2 separate regions of the Mus musculus genome follow, and region 1 is linked to region 2. The links are chromatin loops, found by intact Hi-C in ENCODE. Cell type or tissue: gastrocnemius. All regions are shown on one strand. Links, peaks and the distances in the headings refer to the core of each region. The heading gives the core; the rest is flanking DNA. Region 1 holds the start of Cabin1 (calcineurin binding protein 1). Region 2 holds the start of Vpreb3 (pre-B lymphocyte gene 3).

What was found. Peaks named below come from ENCODE experiments on the same cell type or tissue, not always from the same donor. Only the 100,000 strongest peaks of a DNase experiment are listed, where the experiment ranks them.
Region 1: it touches region 2 in a loop (4-fold over the local background); 4 of 42 quality-filtered maps call a loop at or near these places.

Annotation. Positions count from the first base shown.
Region 1 is chr10:75,761,530-75,768,186 of GRCm38, forward strand. It overlaps Cabin1 (calcineurin binding protein 1), which reads right to left and starts at 2,828. Exons shown (of 37, transcript NM_172549.3): 1 at 2,496-2,828. It also overlaps the pseudogene Gm19326. In gastrocnemius, for the core only: a CTCF peak has its summit at 3,822 (motif pointing left); DNase peaks (open chromatin) are centred at 2,836 and 3,796; H3K4me3 peaks cover 1,732 bases; H3K27ac peaks cover 1,630 bases.
Region 2 is chr10:75,948,075-75,954,731 of GRCm38, forward strand. It overlaps Vpreb3 (pre-B lymphocyte gene 3), which reads left to right and starts at 226. Exons shown (of 2, transcript NM_009514.5): 1 at 226-335; 2 at 1,069-1,583. The coding sequence starts at 284. The coding sequence ends at 1,388. Gm40698 (a long non-coding RNA gene) reads right to left here and starts at 6,485. Exons shown (of 2, transcript XR_871837.3): 1 at 6,169-6,485; 2 at 5,776-5,950. It overlaps Gm5134 (predicted gene 5134), which reads left to right and starts at 6,440. Exons shown (of 14, transcript NM_198635.3): 1 at 6,440-6,626. The coding sequence starts at 6,498. In gastrocnemius, for the core only: a CTCF peak has its summit at 3,846; DNase peaks (open chromatin) are centred at 2,990 and 3,879; H3K4me3 peaks cover 1,206 bases; H3K27ac peaks cover 230 bases.

The DNA.
Region 1 (6,657 bases), core at 729-5,728, 190 kb before region 2:
AGGACCATCTAGAAAAATAAAAATGTAAGACTACCTAAGTACAAAGTGAAAAAAAAAAACCTGCTAAGAAGAGAATAAGCTTTATCCAATGTTATAAACACAAACTATAACACATGCTACATAAAGCCTTAAGGGATGAAATGAGAGGAAGCAGCACATGTTGCCACAGAGAGGTCAGGTCCAGAGTTACACTCCAGTGTGCATGTGCTGCGCTTGAGGGTCAACTTCAGCATGTTCCCCAAAAGATTCCTGGGCCTCGGTGGGTCAATGCTGGCAGACAGTGTGACCTTTAAGAAGTGATGCTTACAGCAAACGCCTTGACTGCTGCGAGATGGCTAGGATGATAAAGGAACAGGAATTGGATCCCCGGAAACCACATGGACAAAGCTGTCCTCTGAGCTCCAATGGTGCTGCGGCACTCAGGCCCCACCGTCATCTCATACACAAGATTAATCTATCAGTTAATCAAACACTTTTTTTTAAAGCTGGGATTGGAGGCCTGTCATCCCAGCATTCAGGAGAATGAGGAACCTGAAGGATGGTTCAAATTCAAGGACATCCTAGTTTCACAAAACTTACTTCATCATATACTTTATGCACATAGCCGGAAGATAATTTTACATAAAATGTTTAATAATTTGTACATGGAACAAAGTATCATGGTACAGAATTTCCACAGTCATCTCTGCACTCAAAAGTTTTGGATTTGGGGGAAATTAAGATTTTCAGACTAGGATGCTTAATCTATAATCACTTATCAATTCCCAGCCTAACTGTTGCAGTTTTCTAAGAATAACACATTTTAAATTCTCAAGTTTCGCCGGGCATGGTGGTGCACGCCTTTAATCCCAGCACTCAGGAGGCAGAGGCAGGCGGATTTCTGAGTTCGAGGCCAGCATGGTCTACAGAGTGAGTTCCAGGACAGCCAGAGTTACACAGAGAAACCCTGTCTCCAAAAAAAAAAAAAAATCTCAAGTTTCTAACCCCCACCCTACCCTTTTTTTTCTTCTTCTTCTTTTAAACACAGAATCTATGTAGTGCCAGTTGACTGGGCCTGGACTTGCTATATAGACCAGACTGAGAGAGATAAACACATGCCTTTGCCTCCTGCGTTCTGAGATTAAAAGCGTGCACTGACATAGCAGGTCTGTTTCCAAACTCTATGAAGTTTCCATTGCTTAAGATCATAGTAAAGAAAAGCTATTTATGGCCCTCAGCTCTGCCATCCAGTTAGTGAAAGGCAACCAAGGGGCCTACTAGGGTCTAGGAGCCTGGCAATTTTTCTTGTCAGGGATAAGGGAGTTTTCAAGGTAGGGTCTCCCTGTGTAGCTCTGACTATCCTGGAACTTGCTCTGTTCCACCTGTCTCGGCCTCCACAGTGCTTGGGATTAAAGGCACACACACCATTACACACAGTGTGATGGTTTGCATATGCTTGGCCCAGGGAGTGGCACTATTTGGATGTGTGGCCTTGTTAGAGGTGTGTCACTGTGGGAGTGGGATTTTATACCCTAGTCCTAGCTTCCTGGAAGTCAGTCTTCTGTTAGCAGCCTTCAGATGAAGATGTAGAGCTCTCAGCTCCTCCTGCACCATGCCTGCCTGGATGCTGCCATGTTCTCGACTTGATGATAATGGACTGAACCTCTGAACCTGTAAGCCAGCCGCAATTAAATGTTGTCCTTTATAAAACTTGCCTTGGTCATGGTGTCTGTTCACAGCAGTAAAACCCTAACTATGACACCTGACTTCTGGCAGTCTTGAGGTTATGGTAGAACTGTGTGTGAGAGACTGACTTAACATAAATGCCCCTCTCTATGCCTGTTTCCTCTATGATGTGACATGCTGGTCTAGACATGGCCTGTAGGTTCACCATCCACTGCTATTATACAGCCCGAAAGGAGGATTTTTTTTTCTTTTTTACATTTCTAATGAGGAAAACAACCAGCCAACCAACCAACCTCTTGATTCATGACAATTACATAAAAATTATTTCCATTCAGCTTTCAGTATCTATAAATAAAATTATAGTGACACACTGTCTCATATATTGTCTTTGACTTTATTAATGAAACAATTGAACAGCCACCCCAAATCTAAAACACTTACCATTAAAAGTATTGTTTTTTTTTAAATTAAATTTACAACATAAAATATAAATCTATCTACAAGAGTGTGCCAACCCCTGAAGGAGATCATTCTAAATTTTATTCCTAAGCAAATTAATCAATCACATAGAAGGAACTTTACCCAGATGAGGTTCAATAGGCCACACTGATGACCTATAAGAAGTCACGTCTTGAAGAGTTAAGCGGCAAAGTCCACAAGTGCAGAAACCTGACAGCGCCAGGTGAAGTCGTTCTACCTGCCTCCTCCATGGAGGGTGTTGAGCAGAATGGCTGCAGTCGGGGTAAGCCGCACCGGAACTTTAAAGTCGTTTAAAACCTTCCCTCGGCCTCAGTTTCCACCCCTGGAAATGGTACTCACATCACACTCACCTCGCTGGGCTGCGGTGAAGGTGAACGAAAGGACGCACCGAAAGGGATGGCTTCGAGCTGCGGTCACTGTGACCCACCCTAGGCGCCACCGGGCGAGGCTGCGGGAAGCGAGAAGAAGCCAGCGTGGGCAGAAGACCCGCGCCCGTGCCTTCGGGTCTCGAGCCTGGCTTCGGCCCACCGCGCCCGGGAGGAAGGGGAAGAGCGGGTCTTCTCGCGTGGTTCCACCTCCTCGCGCTCACGGGAGCCGTGCGCACACTTAGCAGACACACACAGCCCTTGCTCCCCGGAACTCGACCGGCGTCTCCAGGGCAACGGCCGGAGCTCCCAGACTCCTGCGCGCGACAAACCAACAAGGAACGCTCTCATTGGCTGAAGTGTCAGCCTTATCAGCCAATCGGAGTAGGCTGTTTGGGCGGACCCACGGGTTCGCTGTGCGCTGTGTCTTTGACTCGCGCGCGTGGGAACGCTGCTGCCTGCTGCTGCTGCGCTCCGCTACCTGCAGGACTTAACAGTTTTGTTTTATTTTGCTTTGGTTTTGTTGTTGCTATTGTGTTTTATTTTGGTCTGGTTTGTTTTAAGCAGTGTCTCACTAGTGCAGCCCAAACTAGCTTCGAACTCGTGGCTATCCTCCGGCTTCGGACTCCGGCTTGCTAAGGTTACTGGCCATCACATACTACCACTTGCACGCACGCTTTATGAACGCGAGTTTACAAACTAGAACCCCCCCCCCCCCCATTCACTAAAACAAGCGCATTGCTGCCAAAGACCCGGAGCAGGTGTTCTGACGATAATGATTGGAAACCCAAGCGACACGCAAGCAGAACTAGATAGGGAGCTGGAACTTGTTATGGTGCCCAGGCCTCGCCTCTTCTGCCTGGTCTGGAACTCCGTATTTACAGGCTCTCCGACTCACAAAGATAAGCCTGCCTCTGTCTCCCAAGAGCAGGGATTAGATACATGAACGACTTAGAAACGCAAATGATTTAAAAACCAAAGGGCGGGGGAGCAGACCCGCTTAAGAAACGTGTCAGAGAAGTTTACCGGTTTTTGAGCAGAAAAACCTGATAAGGAGAGGTTAGTATTTTGGGAGTTGATGCAACCCTTTAGGGAGGAGCTCCACACTGCTGGAATCCCTGGTGGCAAAGTATCCCACAAGAATGATTTAAATAACACTAAGGGGCTGCAGAGCCGTCTTGGCAGTTCAGAGCACTGGCTTCTCTTCCAGGGGACCTTGGTTTGAAGACCAGCATTGGCACAGCTCACAACCGGCTGTAATTTCAGTTCAAGAGTTCAAGACGATCTCCAACGCCCTCTTCTGGCTTCTTCTGGAACTGCACAATGTGGTACACAGCCATACATGCAAGCAAAACACTCATACACATAATTTTTTTTAAAAAAAGGTTTGTTTACTTTATGAATGTAAGTACACAATATCTGTATTCAGACACACCAGAAGAGGGCATCGGATCCCATTACAGATGGTTGCAAGCCACCATGTTGGGAATTGAACTCAGGAACTCTGAAAGAACACATTAAAATTTTTTTTTTTTTTTTTTTTTGGTTTTTTGAGACAGGGTTTCTCTGTATAGCCCTGGCTATCCTGGAACTCTGTAGACCAGGCTAGCCTCGAACTCAGAAATCCACCTGCCTCTGCCTCCCAAGTGCTGGGATTAAAGGCGTGTGCCAACACTGCCCAGCTCACATAAAATTTTTAACAATGAATGTTACGGCTTTTTTCCCCCATATTGTAAGAGTTTGAAAACTTATTTAAAGCTGGGCATGGTGGCACACGCCTTTAATCCTAGCACTTGGGAAGCAGAGGCAGAGTGACCAGGTGATCTCTGTGAGTTCCAAGACACCCAGGGTAACACAAGGTAACACAAACCCTGTGTAGAAAAACAAAAACCAAACAACAACAACAAAATGCGGGGGGCGGGGGAGCAAGGCTTGTTTAAAAAGAAAACATTAACAGTAAGAATCATGGTGCATAATTCAATCAGTCTGGTACAAAGAAAACAACCTTATTAATATTCCAAGAGGTTAAAAAATATATTACCAACTTTGACTTCAGAAAAGTATAGACTGGAGGTTGGAGAACACCAACTGGCTCTTCCAGAGGTCCTGAGTTCAATTCCCAGCAACCACATGGTGGCTCACAACCATCTGTAATGGGATCTGATGCCCTCTTCTGGTGTGTCTGAAGACAGCGACAGTGTACCCACATACATAAAAGAAAAAAAAAAAAGTATAGACTGCAAGAGGGTAGAGGAACAGAAAGAAAAATTATTAAAATTGTGTAAACAGTGAGTCTTGGTGGTGAGACTTCTGCCTGTGCACACTCGGGAAGCTGGGGCAGGAGGATCACTTCAAGTTCAAGGCTAGCCTGTTTTACACAACAGATTCAGGTCAGTCAGGGCCACCTAGAAAGAGCCATTCTCAAAACCACAAATATAGCACGAATAGTATAGTATGCTTATTGGATCCAGTTTCCATCACTCGGTTCTTGAAAAATAGACCCCATGCCGGGGTCTACAGGGTAAGGGTTCAAAGGTGAAAGAAATATTGATCATGCCAGAGCCTCAAACAGAACAGAATTGACAGAGAGATAGCTCGGAGCTACCTTGGGGTGGGGAGAACATTTGAGAAGTGAGAGACCTTTCTATGCAAGCCGACAGGTAATATCAGTGTATGTGGTAGGGGTGACAGATTCAATATGGTAAGACTGTTTGTCTTCCATTCCCGCTGAGTTCCCGCTGAGAGGTCCATGTCAGTGCCATCCTCAGGTGTCCTCAGAATTCCAACACCCGCTGGTAGAGAGAAGAGGTTGGCTTATCAGTCTCAGAAACTAAATGAGCTCCAGTCAGCCTCTCAAACTTAGAAGATGCACAGCTTTCTTTCCGCCCTGCTTAGCTGCTTTGTTAGCTTGAAGCAAGCTAGAGTCACCAGGGAAGAGGAACCTCAGCTGAGACAGTGCGCCCATCAGATTCCTCTCTAGGCAAAGTCTATAAAAAGTCTAGAGGGTGTGTTCTTGATTAATAATTGGTGTGGGAAGACCCAGCCCGTTGTGGGAGGTGCCACCACTAGTCAGATGATCCTGGGTTGTGTATGAAAGCAGACAGAAGACTCTTAGGTCAAAATGGCGGGTCAATCTGCTGTTGCAGCATCAAGCAAGTGGCTGGATGGTTTTCGAAAGTGGTATTATAACGCTGCAGGATTCAATAAACTGGGGATAATGCGAGATGCTACACTACATGAAACTGAAGATGTAAAAGAAGCCATAAGAAGGCTTCCTGAGGACCTTTATGACAGGCTGTTTCGAATTAAGAGAGCCTGACTATGAGGCATAGGATCTTGCCTAAGGATCAGTGGACAACATATGAGGAGGACAAATTCTACCTTGAACCCTATCTAAAAGAGGTTATTCGGGAAAGAAAGGAGAGAGAGGAGTGGGGGAAGAAGTGATCTTTTAGATAAGATCTGTGGGTGTGCCTGGTCTCACCATACTTCTACAAAGTTATTTCAATCTGAATCACAATTTAAGAAATATTTGCTCTACCTATGTCTCACTTTAAATAAATGTCTATTGTAAACATGAAAAAGAAACAGAGAAAGAGAGAGAGAAAACGAAAGAAAGAGCAGACAAAAGTTATGTAAAGAAAGCCAGTGTGTTCTGCTAAGACTAGATGTCCCAGGGTAGTGTGGTACCCAGGAAGAGGGGAGAGAAGAAGAGGAGGAGCAAGGGGAGGATAGATTTGGGGTGGAACTGGAAGGAAAAAAAGAAGGGGATGTAGGGAGCCATTCCAGACTTCCTGGTCAGCAAGATGGAAGTCTGCTCCAGGTAGTAAACAAGCCCATGTTTGGTGGATGGCCTGCCCTTAATCCCTGATTGGCTGAGCAAGCTTCCTGGTGAGGTGATGTGACCTGTGGTGATTGGTGGGGGCGTGGTTGTGGCTGGAGTGGAGAGAAAAACACTTGTAACAAGAGAGGCTAGGGGATTTAAAGTAAGTAGCTGCCTGAGTAAACTGCTTAAAGAAGAACCGGTGGTTGGTCTTTCTTGCTGGTCGAGTGGGACACGACAAGGGGACTGTGAAGTGAATTAAACAAACAAACAAAAAAAAAAAAAACGACAAGGGGACTGTGAAGTGAATTAAACAAACAAACA
Region 2 (6,657 bases), core at 784-5,783:
TAGTCATTACAGGTAGATATACACTAGGAAAGGGTATGAGAGGCTGTCTGGGGAATGCCAACTTCCTGCAAATGGATGTGAAGGGCTCTGATCTCCTGCTGGCTGAGATGCCAGGACATTTGGAAGATAGGGCCTGACCCTGGCCCCAGACACATGTGTCGTCCTTCAGTCAGTGGGCTGATTTGCATGCTCTATTGTGGTCCAGAGACTTCCCCATCCCTGTACTACAAGCATCCGGAGCACAGTACTGCAGAACTCTAGGTCGGCCTTTCTGCTTCTGGCCATGGCCTGCCCTGGTTGCCTGCCTCTGCTCCTGATAGGAACCTTTGTGGCAGGTACGGCACATCCAGGAACGAGGTGGGGGTTGGCACCAGCTCAGGGAAACTCATGCAAAGAAGTGAATCAACAGGGTAAGGGGGGTGGATCCTAGGAGAGGCATTGGGGTAGAGCAGAGAGCCGGCTGTAGGCAACTCTGTCCAGGACTAGGGGAAAGCCACTTTCCGTGTGGACCTTAGCTTCCCAATTTGTGGGTCTGCTTAGACTGTGGTCCTTCAGCGTCTCTGAGGAGAGGGCAACTTCTTGCCTTTGTTTCTCAGAGAGGAGGCTAATAAAGATGGGCAGCCCCCTGCTCCACAGATCCTTTAAGGCAATCCTCTGTGGCCAGCAGTTTGAAAGTCAAGGATGACAGTTAAGCATTCTGAGAGGTCTGGAGGGCAGTTACTTTGTAGCTGAGGTTGAGTTATTAGATTGAGGGGTAAGGGTAGAGAGAAGGAGGGTAGTAGGTACTAGGGGGACCTAGAAGGTCACACTTGAACACTAGGCTCTCAACTGAACATGGATTCTTGGAGACAGGACAGTAATGCTAATTTAGGGGTCACTTATTCACAAGCCCCCATTCACAGAGGAAACCGGAACGGTAGATGGAGCAAACTATGTCTCACAGAACCATCCAGGGCACTAGGCTCTGAAAAATATTTGGGAGTGGGAATCTTTGCAGTCTGATAAAATATTTGTAGCAAGGTAGGAAGGAGCCCAGGCTAGCCCTTAGTGGGTCTGTGTCTTTTTCAGTCTTTCAGCCAACTCTGACCCAGCCTGACGCGTTCTCAGTCTTCCCAGGCCAAGACGCTCATCTCAGCTGCACCATCAATTCCCAGCATGCCACCGCTGGAGATATTGGGGTGTCGTGGTACCAGCAGCAGCCAGGAAGTGCTCCCCATCTTCTCTACTATTACGCAGAAGAGGAACACTATCGGCCCGCTGACATCCCCGACAGATTCTCAGCTACCGTGGATGCAGCCCACAACGCCTGTATCCTCACCATCAGCCCCGTGCTCCCGGAGGATGATGCCGATTACTTCTGTTCCATCGCCCACACCTTTGAACCCTAGGGCTGGGTTGAACATCTTCTGTCTCCTAGGTCTGCCCCCTGACCTTGGGCCTCCTCTTTTTCTCTTAAGTCTTGCTTTCTTTCCTTCCTCTGTGAAATGAGTTAATAACACTCGACGGGTCAACCACTGTCCTGAGAACTGTGAGATCCTGTGTAAACAAATAAATAAAATAAATGTCAAATTGGAGGATGTGGAGGTTGGGATTTTGATGATTGTTGTCTAAAGAGGAAACACCTGAGACCCTTAGGGAATGTGGCCCAGCTTTGTCCCTATCCCTTAGGGGTTTAGCTTCCCTCCTGGCCTTCCAGTGACCTGAAGGTAGTGAAACAGGAACCAACACTTGCCACCCTCCCCCGAACCCCCGCCCCCAAGTCCTGCATGGCTGATTGTGGTCCAACGCTCATGGTTCTTGGGTGGCTGGTCCCCATGGAGTTCATGCTGATGGGGAGGGGAGGGGCAGCCCTGCCTCTTTTCTGAAGTCTCCGGGCAGGTTCCCAAAGATCTTGATGGTTAGAGGCAGGTGTTCTCAGAAGGGCCGTGAGGGGCAGAAATGAGGATATTGAAAGCAGGTAAGAGATTATGCAGCATCCTTCCCTGCTCAGAAACAGTGTGTTCTACTGATTCCCTGAGGGAAGCTTTCCCACAGATGGGTTACCACACCTGAGCAGTCACGGGCCAAGGGGTGCCACAATTGACTGGAGGGCAAACTTTGCTGTTAGAAGCAGAACCGAGTGGGACTGGAGCTTTCTAAAACATTCCTGAGCCAGTGTGGTGTCACAAGCCTTTCATCCCAATACTCACAGAGACAGAGGCAGGTGGATCTCTGTGAATTCAAGGACAGGCTGGTCTGCAGAGGGAGTTCCAGCCAGCCAAGGATAGATACATAGCAAGCCCTTGTCTCAAACCAAAACAAAATTCCTGGGCTGGCAGGGGTGGGGGTGAGGGTGTCACAGATCAGCGATAAGAGGATTTGAAAAGTATAAACAGTGGCCCTGGGCTCAACCCCCAGGATATAAAAAGCAAAGAGACACACATAAAAAACGTGCATAAAAACAGACGTATCCAGCTGCTTCGCCAGGGCTCTGAAGAAGTACCTCATTTCTGGAGATGAGCATCCAGATGCCGCGTTTGGGGGTTACGGAGTCCCAGAAGGGTCTAGCTTACACTCTTCTCGCCCTTCTTGCTTTCATCCACCTTCACCTCATTGTGGTCCTATATGAGCGGTGGGGGAGGGGGACATGTCTGGCCAGGATTACCTTTGAATAAAGGATCTCGAGCCTAGCCTCAAGGAAGGTTCAGCTGTAATTGGAGGCTCTAGACTCGCCTTTCCCAACCTCAGTATTTTCCTGTGCGCTCCGTCCAGCGCGGGCTCCGCTCCGCTGTGCTAGAACATGCTTTAGGGACACCAGGCCACCAGCGGCCAGGCTCAGCAGCAGGAGCACAGAGATGATGAGACCTCCTGAGGCCTAGAGTGGTTCCGGAAGTGCCCACGGGTGGGGAAGGGCAGGGTAGTTTGCTGGGGTGGTGCTGGGGGTGGGGGACACCTGGGGAGCAGGGCTCCAGGCCCTGGGGGAGTCGGATGTGGCTCCGCCCCGCCGGCCAGCTGGTGGTCCTGTCCCTGCCCAGATGCCCCCCTGCGTCCTCTCCACTGGTCCTTCCCGCTCCACCACCAGATCTACCTATGGCTCAGTTGGACCACCGCGAGGGTGCCCCAATTGGCGCACGATCTGCGGGGAGCTCGGTGCGCGGATCTGCGGCCTCTCATCCAGCTTAGAAACCGTGATTGAGCCTAGCGTTTGCCTGTGCTAGGCTTTGGTGGGGGGTATGAGTTCCCGAGAGAGGTGGGCGGTTTGGGATTCCAGATCTTTGGATTTTCAGTCTGGAAACATTTAACAGAGTGGTGGGGTGGGGTGGGGGTGGGGGGCAGATAAAGAACTCCGTGGTCGTCTCACCCCTCCCTTACTCTCCAGCAACTCACCATCTCGAAACTCATTAAGTGTGGCACTGCTACACGTTCTCAGTCAGGGTTACTAAAAAATGGTCAAATGCTCTGACCACTCAGAGCGTTTGCAGGACACGGAGAACCCTAAGCACTTGGGAGCCTGAATCAGGATTGCCAACTGGCCTCTGAGGCAATGGGCAGATCTTTGTGAGTTCGAGATTATACTGGTGTATATAACAAGTTTCACGACAGTCAAAGCTAAACCACGAGATCCTATCTCAAAACCCAAATAAATAACTTTAAAAAAAAAAAAAAAAAAAAGCAAGCGTGACTTTTTTTTTTGCTTATTTATGGGTAGACAGCGACACCATGTGGGAGATCTAAGCAATTTCAGACCGTGTCTTAGAATGTGGGAAGAGAAACAGGGACTGAACTCCCCCATCTCAAGGGTGTTTTTCTCTTTAAATTTGCCTATTCTTTCTAGGGAAGATTGAATACTTGGAGAGGTACCACAGGTCTCCCTCCGTTAGTCCAGAGTGATTTCACTCCTGAGGTTAGGAGTTATCTTTTGGAGCAATATCTCCCCCTGGCGGCTCTAATGCATATCACATACTTCGATCAAATCCAACCCCAATCCTATTAATCCCTCAGCACTAAAAATTCCCAATTTAATAGTTAATTTGTAATTTAAAATTACAACCAACGATTTTTTGCTTCCAGTGTGGTCTACTACAAGGGTAATCCTGAGATGTTCTTTCTTTTTTTCTTTTTCGAGACAGCGTTTCTCTGTGTAGTCCTGGCTGTCCTGGAACTCACTTCGGTAGAAATCCACCTGCCTCTGCCTCCCAAGTGCTGGGATTAAAGGCATGCGCCACCACTGCCCAGCTTCTGAGATTTTTGAAAATGTTTTTGATAAGCTACTTATTCTCCAATGGTGAAATGAGCCAGTTAAGCCAAATTAAAATATACAAAGGCAGGTTTAATGGTAATCAGCTCTCAGGTGGATTCACTGGTCCCAAGGACCAAATGAGGCCTGAGAAGTCACCAGGGGGAAGGAGACAGAGGGGAAGAGAAAGAGAAAGACGGAGTGTGTGTGTGTGTGTGTGTGTGTGTGTGTGTGTGTGTACATGCACAGGGAGAAATGGAAAAGACTTATTGGGGGTTAAGAGCACTGACTGCTCTTCCCAAGGTCTTGAGTTCAGTTCCCAGCACCCACGTGGCAGCTTGAAACTGTCTGGTGCCGTCTTCTGGTGTGCAGATGTACATACAGCAATAACCCCCCCCACACACACACACATAAATATTGCAACAGAAACGACTATGTTCACCCAAAATTCAAGAGACAAGTCATTTCATGTATGGGAGGAGCACTATGGTCGAGAAGCACATCTCATACTTAGAGTCAGTCCTAGCGATTCTGATTATTCCCATCCAGGTAGAAATCTTTGCCATTTATTGCAGTCAGCTAGCAGCACTGCTACTGCAGTCCCCAGCTGACATCTACCACCCTCTACTTAACAAATAGCCCGTTATTGTATGTATTATATACATTTGTACGTCACGTGATGCCTAATCTTGCTTGTCAGCTTGACCACATCTGGAATCAACTAAACCCCAAGCCATGAGGGATTATTCCTGATTGAATCATCTGAGTGGGGAAGACCCACCTCACATCTGGATCTTTTGAGGAAGGGACTAGTCTGAAAGCTAAGTCACAACTTTGGTTCGCAGTCCGTGTAAAAGGACATACAAGAAGGGTGTTCCTGTTACTCGGGCATTCCTTCATTGGTCTTTGTTCATTGGTTTGTTGCTTGTATTATGTTAATTGGACTCCCAAAATTACAGGGGGATTCATACCTCGACACATAAGACGCTGAGGGCTCCTGCTCCTACTTGGCTTTGATTGGTAAATACAGTTGCCGGAGGCAAAAGGCTGGGCAGGGAGACAGAGGCAGGACTTCTAGAATTCCCGGACAAGGAACACGGGAGAGGGAGAAAGAAGATTGCCATCCCAGAAAAGAAACAAGATCCAGGGTTGAGACTGCAGAAGAGAAAGCTCTTCCCTGCCCAGCCCATACAGAGAAAATAAATCATTTAAGAAGTTGAATTGTAAGCCGGGAGTTGGTGGTGCATGCCTTTAATCCCAGCACTTGGGAGGCAGAGGCAGGCAGATCACTGAGTTCGAGTCCTGTGTGGTCTACAGAGTGAGTTCCAGGACAGCCAGGGCTACACAGAGAAACCCTGTCTCAAACAAAACAAAACAAAACAAAACAAAACAAAACAAAATTTACTTGCATAAAATGGCACGGCTCCTGAGGTTAGCTCTGCCATCCAGAGCTGTGGCTGTGGTGAGATAAGCAAAGGAAGCGCCTTGGCACACAGTTTAAGTGCCAAAAACAACAAACAAACAAACAAAACAAAAGAAAAATGGAATTGAGGTAGATACCAGTTTGATATCACATTTTAATTAAAAATAATGCGAACATCCACTAAGATCAAATATAAACCGAAAATGAAGACGGAAGAGATGTTACTGGTTTCAAAATCTGCTCCATGATCCGCTATAGCTCATAAAGACGTCATTAACGACCCTTCTTCAGTTGTCCCACATTAGTCCCACCTGCGCCAAAATTTAGCCAAGGATGATCCTTTGTGGCTAATGATGGAGAGACTGCATAGGGACTGACCAGGCAAGGCTCCCTCTCTCCCTCTCCTTCCCTCCCCTGACCTCCTCCCGCACACCCGGTATGTCTCCGTCTCTCTCTTTCCCTCCATTCCCTATTGAACTCATGACCTCCGGAAGAACAGTCAGTGCTCTTAACCGCTAAGCCATCTCACCAGCCTCACAGCCCCAGGTTTGTTGTTGACGTTGTTGTTTCGAGGGCTTCTCTGTGTATCCCTGGCTGTCCTGGAACTTACTCTGTGGACCAGGCTGGACTCGAACTCAGAAATCCGCCTGCTTGCCTCTGCCTCCCAAGTGCTGGGATCAAAGGCGTGCGCCACCAGTGGGAAGTAGTCTTTAGCACCTGGGAAGAATTTGGTGGCAGAGCCTCTCGGCCGCACAGTGGCTTTTCCCAGGATGCCTTGCGAACCAGAGCAGGAACCGGGTACAAAACCGTTGTTTAGGGTTCGGGCTGCGAGTGCTTCCCTGTGTCGGAAACGCTGCCATGGACCCCGCGGAGAGCCACCATGGCGTCACCTGGAACCAGAGCACCCTGGGCTTAAGTCTCCACAGCACCACAGACACACTGGTGATGACGTTCTACCTCTTGCTGGTCGTGTGCGTCGGGCTGTGGGTATGACGTGACCTCTGGGCTGGGGTAGGCC